Linked DNA regions of Homo sapiens: all the other regions are linked to region 2. A link is a loop called in an ENCODE intact Hi-C map of the cell type or tissue named here. Cell type or tissue: B cell. All regions are shown on one strand.

Region 1 (2,500 bases), 71 kb after region 2:
CATATCACTGACTAATATTTGGGTAAAGTATGATGTCCTATCACTATTCATTCAAAACTGGAGAAATGCAAAAGCCGTAAACATTTATCATTTCCATGGAAGAACTGGTGAATAAATGCTAGGTCCTGAAATAGCAAGACTTGTATCTTACTTGAACTGCCTGAATCTCACTTCAGTGAACTTGTGGCCCTAAAATACGCTGTTCCAATGGAAACATCATTAGAAAAGAATATATAACTAGCCAACAGGTAATCATGAGAATAAAAGTCATTTATATAACATTTGTCATATGAGAGTTCGAGCTAAACAATAACTTTCATGTACATTTTTCAGAAAAATGGATATTGGTCCCTCAAACAGCCCAAGGAACAGCAGTTGAACCAAAACATGAAGGAGATGAAATGATTCACCCCTAGAAACCAGTCATTTTAAGTAATACATCCCTTTGATGAAAACAGAAACTAACCGTGCACCAGCAGATTCTCCACAGCTCTGAGCGCTTCCTGTTTTCCCTGTGCAGAACCCGACTCCAGAGTCAGAAAAGCTGGGTTCAAGTTGTGACTTGTTGGTTTAGTGACTGTCAGCCACATAGAAACCTTCAGTATCAATTCTTCATCTGTAAAGCGGGGATCAAGCCGCATACTTCACAGAAGCAGTGAAGGGAAAAACTAAAGTGACATCTATGCAAGTAGCCAAGACAATGGCAGTACACGGTAGGTACCTAATACAGTAACCACTGGTGAAATTAATAAAGATAACTCTTACTTTATGAAATGAATGTCTACTTGGTGAACTATGTAAAACAGATTATTCTCACTCTCATGTTTTAAAAACTTTGGAGAAGCTGGCTTTCAAAGGAAATCTTATCATTAAAAGACACTATTAAATATGCAAACTAAATTACCATGGTTTATTTTTCATTTTGAAAATTAAAGGGACACATATGATTGACTTTTCTTATAACAAGATGTGCCTACAAAGTAGTCATCTTATAAATTTATTTATAAGGCATATATGACATAATCTGAGGCAGGCAGGATATTATGCAAAATATTTTAATATTAACTCCATAAAATGGATTAGAATGTTGAACACATAAATCAGAGATTCTAAAAAAGAATTAAAATGCCACTTATCTTGCACTGCTACTTACTGCTACTGAGCTGGTCATCCTACTGAATTAATTAGGTTATACATTGAACTATCTTTTGAGATTATTACATTTCAGGCCATTTATTGTCTGAAACACTTTAATTTTCTTTTTGTACAAGAGAGGGCACTCTAGTCCTTTATTTCCTTCCATATCATGCAGTGAAACACAAACTAATTGCCATCTCTTAAAAGCATTAATTTGGGAAAAAAAAAAAAGATCAAAACAAGGTAAATTAGCACCCAGCAAGCATTTGTTAACTTTTAAAACAGATTTTGATTGGAAATATTCTTTTTGCCTTATTTCCAAGGAAAAAATGTACAATTACCACATTTAAAAAGCAGATATAAAAGCAAACAATATCTGTTATTTATAATTTTTAAAAACATACTTGTATCATTCTTTTATACAAAATGCACAGAAATATTAACATGTTTGAGGTTGCAGAGAAAAGGAATGAAAGTTTATCAAATCTTATGAAAACCTTAGTCTCCCTGCTTGACACTTAGCTGTTTCCACCCGACGATGTTCCTTAATGTATAAAAAGGGATTAAGTGAAGATCTCCTGGTGTTTTGACAAATCCCTCGGACCTGGCTCCTGCGTGCAAAGCCAGAGGACCCCACTCCTGCATCTGGTCCCGATGTACTTGCAGCCTGCTGTGTTCTGACACAAGCGCTCTGTGCTAAATTTAAAAAGTCTTTCATGAGACCACAGGGAGGCTTGCGAGGGGACTTGGAGTTAAAGTTAGTGGTGCCAAAACCATTTCCAGCACATGGGCCCCATTGCTACAAATTCCATTTATAAATATAGCGATTCCATGTCCGGCTCAATGAGAAATTATCAGAAAATGCTCTTCAGCTATTCAAGTCTATGCTGCCATGTTCAGACAGTTTGGTCTTTCAAGTTGAAATCTTGATGCACATCTGTTTCCAATATATTCTTGATTATTCTTTGTGAACAAAGCCAAAGACTTGGTTTCTATTTTGAAAAACGTTAAAGAAAACCTATGATAGTAATAATCTCCATTCTGAGTGAGGCACGTGGTGTGCACAGATCCTGTGTGATCGCAGCTGCTCCCTGATGCAGCCGCTTTAAATAGGAGACAGTAACAGGCCTGTCAACAGCTTACAAGGCACGGCCAAGCTCTTCCCATGCAACATGCTGGCTGCATCAGGGAGCGTTGTGGGAAAAGAATTCACATGTCCTGTGGTCAAGTGCAGCTTTCTGAACTACAGATAGAATGGAACAGCTGCACGTTTCCCCTAAATGAGTTGGAAAATTGTTCAGGACATTATAAATGATGGGAAAACACACATCCTGCCCAAGTTAGCTCTACATCATTTTCATGG
Region 2 (2,500 bases):
CAGTGCCGCACCCCACCCCAGGGTTAGGAAGGGAAGTAGGGGGATCTACCTTCAGAGTGCGTACCAATGCCTGCATCTTTTGGCGCTTTTGCCTAAGTTCTGATGCCTCAATCCAGGATGGCCAATGAGGACCTGATTGCTATCTGGGTCTATAAAAATGTCCCTTCCAGGGATTTCCAGGGAGCCGGAGGAGTCCCTCGGCAATGTGGACAGCTCAGAGGCCTTGGGCTGCAGCAACAGAAGCCTAAGCACTCACCACAAGGACGGGAGAGGGCACGTGCCAAGCTCTGGCCCACCCAGAGCTTCTGAGGTCCTCCCAGGCCCTTGACCATGGACAGCGGTGGTGGGAGAGCCCCTGGGAGTGACTGAAGGTGTGGTGTGGGTCACTCTGGAGGAGAAAAATCTTGGAGAGAGGGGTACAGGCCCACTATATCCCCTTTAATGGATTTAGCATTGCCTCAGGGACTAGGGATGGATTTGTCCCACAGGGCCCCAAAGGGCAAGATGTGTTTTCACCCCCAGTTGGCAGAGGAGAACATGGAAACCAGAAGAGGTATCATGATCTTTCCTAGACACCAGGTGTCCTAGGGGCTTCTGACTTCCCAGTGAGTCTCCAGAAGAGCACACAGGTAAGATGTCTCACCTCCGACAGGCCTCCCTGCCTCCACTGAGCCTCTTCCCATCTGTCCTCCACCCAGCAGCCAAAGGCATCCTTTTACAACCTAAGTCACAGCATGTCATTGCTCTGCTAAAAACCCCAGTAGGGACTCTCTCTAAGCCTACTCTGGCTCAGGAGGCTGCCCAGTTCATAAAAAATAGATACAAATCGGCCAGGCGCAGTGGCTCATGCCTGTAATCCCAGCACTTTGGGAGGCCGAGGCGGGCGGATCACGAGCTCAGGAGATCGAGCCCATCCTGGCTAACACGGTGAAACCCCATCTCTACTAAAAATACAAAAAATTAGCTGGGCGTGGTGGCGGGTGCCTGTAGTCCCAGCTACTCGGGGGGCTGAGGCAGGAGAATGGCGTGAACCCGGGAGGCGGCGCTTGCAGTGAGCCGAGATCGTGCCACTGCACTCCAGCCTGGGCGACACAGAGAGACTCCGTCTCAAAAGTAAATAAATAAATAAATACCCATAGTAGCTGCCATCCCACTCAGAGTGAAAGCCAGAATCATCACCCTGAGAACTGACACGGCTCTGTCCTGGTTTTTCCCAACCTCTCCCACCTCTTCCTCCACTCATCTGCTCGGGCCACTCTTATCTTTATTGTTGATGGACTGTCTTTTCTTCCTAGAACAGCAACTCCACAAGGGGAGGGTTGCTCGCCTGGCACCTTCCCTGATGTTCTTTGTGCGTGGCCCGGTAGGAGACCCTCAATCAATAGCTCAATCACTATGGGTTGAAGGAATGAAGGGGCCCACGCTTCAATGACTCGGCTGAGGTGCCTCGTGCGTCCACAAGGTGGCGCTTAGAGATTTCCTTTGCTCTTGCCCATCTCAACAAAAATTGGCCGTTTCTACACTTCCGAGGAAAAAAACTAAAGTACAACTGAAGCTTCTGTTTCCCCGTTGATGTGGGTGCTCAGGACTCCTGAGAGTTCAGCATGGGATGAAGAGCACACAGGAGCCCTGTATCCTGGGTTTTCTCCCAGCAACTCTGCTCGCTAGACCTGAGAGTTTAGCCTGCGCCTGGCCCAGCCGGCTCTTCTCATCTGTAAAATGGGCTAATCACAGTACCTGTGTTTTCAGGTGGATATGTGAGACTCAACTGAGTTAATACAAGAAGGTGCATACAGCAGTGTCTGGTAGAGTTCACACTCATTCAGTATTTTCTTTCGTTACTCTTGTGATATTTAATGCTGCTGTTTCTGTCCTAATGGTGACTGATCTTTCCCTCCAGGGAATGGGGGAATCTCATGGTCCATGCCACAGGATGCCACAATGCCGCGAGAAGGATGCTGCTTGCAGACAGGTCGACTGGGGGCTCTGATGGTTCTACTGTCACCTCAGATGCAGAGGGATCCCCCCAGGCCCCCCTGCCCTCAGCCCCTCAGCCCTGCCCACAATGGTCCCACCTCACCTTCCCTGCAGAAGGCACCGAGGGCCCCCGGGGCTGGAGGACAATCAGATCAGGCCCTGTGCAGGTGTGCAGCAGCTGAGCTTTGTAGCGCTGCAGAAGCGTGTTCAGGACACTGGATTCGTTGACACTGATGAGAGAGGCCAGGTCCTCGACCTGGTCCAGCTCAGGAGGGTTGGCCTGTGAAACCATCACACAGAGTCTCCTCTGGCCTTCTGGCCTTCTGGCCCCCTGCCCCCACCCCACCCCCCCGCAACCAAACACACACTAAGCCCTCCTCTTGAGAGCTATGTGCCAAAGACCAGAACAGAGCACAGGGACTCTGGATGGAAAGCAATGAAGCCCTACAAATAAAATAGGGCCATCCCTTCTCCTTGCCCTCTGTGCAACCTATGAGGCACCCCCTCTTCGCTGTGGTCCTGC
Region 3 (2,500 bases), 590 kb before region 2:
CTCAAGGTGTTGTTATGAGAATAAAACAAGCTCACGCACATGAGATGGGCAGCATATAGTGAGCACCCAATATACACTGATTATTTTTATGGCTTTTAAAACTCTTGTCATATTTTCATACCAATTGTACTGTTGTTCACTTAATACATATATATATATATATATTTTTTTTTTTTTTTGAGACAGAGTCTCACTCTGTCACTCAAGATGGAGTGCAGTGGTGTGATCTCAGCTCACTGCAACCTCAGCCTCCTGGGTTCAAGCGATTTTCCTGCCTCAGCCTCCCGAGTAGCTGGGACCACAGGCATGCGCCACCAAGCCTAGCTGATTTTTTTTGTTTTTGTATTTTTAGTAGAGACGGGGTTCCACCATTTTGGCCAGGCTGGTCTCGAACTCCTGACCTCAAGTGATCCATCCGCCTCAGCCTCCCAAAGTGCTGGGATTACAGGCATGAGCCACCACACCTGGCCTATGTAATATATTTTTAAAAATTTCTATTGACTTGTTTTTCTATTTAGATTGCACAGTATAATTTAGCCTCACTCTAAATAATAATAGTCTTATAATCAGAGGTTTCACATGTCAGTTTTAATTTTTCTAATTTTCTTAAGCCAAACGACTCACAAAAAGTTCATCTGGACACTGTTTAAAGCCGCGTGGGTATCCCCGTAGTGTATCTAATACTCCTACTCCTCGGGAAGTGCAGCCCGGTGCACAACACTTTATAGCTTTTGAACTCCCAGAGTCCAGAATACACTCTCCGTGTTTTTTTTGTTTTTGTTTTTGTTTTTTGTTTTTTTTTCAGCCCGTAGACTCTGTTCCTCCAATGTTCCATCCCTGTGCTAGGAGCTGGGTATGAAGCAGTGAATTAGAGAATCACGTTTTCTGTTCTCCCAAAACTCAGTCGAATGGGGAACAGAGAACAGTTACCGGGTCATTACAGCCCAGTGTGGTCTCAGCTGTGCTGGGGAAAGCGCACAGGAGAAGCCTCACTTTCCCGCCCCCTGGTCGGGGAGGCTTTTTCTTGATGACGTTGGTGGCTCCCTTCAGAGAACACAAATCCCTACTGTATTACCTGCAGTGCAGAAAAATGACCAGCAGGTGGCAGTGGCGACACAAAAGAATTCCCCCATGAACCTTTCCTCGGAAATTTTCTTTCATAAATTAACAGATGAATTAATACAACAAATATTCACTGGACACCTTCTGTGTGCCAGGCATTGTATGCGCCGGGCATACAATGATGAGCAAGGCGAACATGGTCCCTGCCTTCATGTAACTGAACACTAATTCAGTCCTGTATGTATTCCAGAAGTATTTCCTGATACCAAACCTGTGCTAAACACTGTCCTCGCCCTGGGGAGATGGAAGGTGCATAAAGGATAAATCGTTAGACCTGGGTGTAAAGGAGGATATTGACAGCCGACCTAGGAGCAGGACCCCCAGGCTAAGTGCTAGAATGGCCTTGGGTTATCCTGTGCCCTGGCTCCGCCCCTATGGTATTTTAATTTAATTAGTCACCCAGAGTATTCTTTTTAAAACTCTCCAGGAGATTTTAAAGTTTGGCAAGGGCTCAGAACCACTGGTTTGGTGTCCTGGCATGGTTAACATATTAACTCATCATTTAATTAATTTCCAAAGTATTTGCACAACCATTCTGTATTAGATGATTTGCATATATTATTTCTAATCCTTCTGCAAAGTCCTTGAAGGTAATAACAATCATGACCAAAACAGCCAACATTTACAATATTTACTGAGGGCATTCTCTGAGCCAGATTCCATTCTGAGTGTTTTATATCTATGAACTCATTTAGTTATCACAACAACCCTAAGACACAGATATTATATCTTTATTCCTACTTTATTTTATTTTTATTTTTGAGACAGGGTCTCATTCTGTCACCCAGGCTGGAGTGCAGTGGCGTGAACACAGCTCACTTCAGCCTTGACCTCCCTTTCAAGAGATCCTCCCACCTTAGCCTCCCGAGTCGCTGGGACCACTGGCGTGCACCATCATGCCTGGCTAATTTAAAAATTTTTTATGAAGACAGGGTCCTGAGGACCCTGAGGTTACCCAGGCTGGTCCTGAACTCCTGACCTCAAGTGATCCTCCTGTCTCGTTCTTTCAAAGTGTTGAGATTACAGGCATGAGCCATCATGCCTGGTCATCATCTCCATTTTGTATCCAAGGAGAATGCAGCGCAGAACGGTTGGGTAACGTGTTAAAGGTCACAAGCTAGTTAGTGGTATAAATAAGATTCAAATCCAGGTGGTCCAAGTCCGGTCTTAACCACTGCACCATGCAGCCATTTTACAGATGAGAAAACTGAGGCTCAGGTGGAACTCACTGGTGAAAAGTCCCCTCAAGCAGGAAGTGGCTGAGCTGCAATTTGAGCTGAGGATTCTCTAGCTTTCAAGTCAGCCTGATTCAATTTTGACCCAGTCCTCAGTAAGAGTTTGAAAACAATGTCATATGGAATTTTTCCCCAGCAGGAAC

What was found. Hi-C counts contacts between places; a loop is a spot of excess contacts. Peaks named below come from ENCODE experiments on the same cell type or tissue, not always from the same donor. Only the 100,000 strongest peaks of a DNase experiment are listed, where the experiment ranks them.
Region 1: it touches region 2 in a loop (14-fold over the local background); 32 of 110 quality-filtered maps call a loop at or near these places.
Region 3: a loop joins it to region 2, with 9 times the contacts of the local background. A loop is called at or near these places in 4 of 110 quality-filtered maps.

What each region holds. Positions count from the first base shown.
Region 1 is chr22:25,700,958-25,703,457 of GRCh38, reverse strand. All of the region lies in intron 13 of GRK3 (G protein-coupled receptor kinase 3), which reads right to left. Among named protein-coding and RNA genes, the nearest start is that of MYO18B, 40 kb to the left of the region's middle. RefSeq lists an enhancer at 441-540. In B cell, CTCF peaks have their summits at 1,066 and 1,266 (motif pointing right); a DNase peak (open chromatin) is centred at 1,277; H3K27ac peaks cover 676 bases.
Region 2 is chr22:25,772,091-25,774,590 of GRCh38, reverse strand. It overlaps MYO18B (myosin XVIIIB), which reads right to left. Exons shown (of 44, transcript NM_032608.7): 7 at 2,081-2,257. Among named protein-coding and RNA genes, the nearest start is that of MYO18B, 31 kb to the right of the region's middle. In B cell, CTCF peaks have their summits at 1,253 and 1,452 (motif pointing right); a DNase peak (open chromatin) is centred at 1,470.
Region 3 is chr22:26,359,186-26,361,685 of GRCh38, reverse strand. All of the region lies in intron 12 of SEZ6L (seizure related 6 homolog like), which reads right to left. LOC124905096 (a long non-coding RNA gene) reads left to right here and starts at 661. Exons shown (of 3, transcript XR_007068038.1): 1 at 661-2,500. In B cell, CTCF peaks have their summits at 910 and 1,112 (motif pointing right); a DNase peak (open chromatin) is centred at 1,075; H3K27me3 peaks cover 389 bases.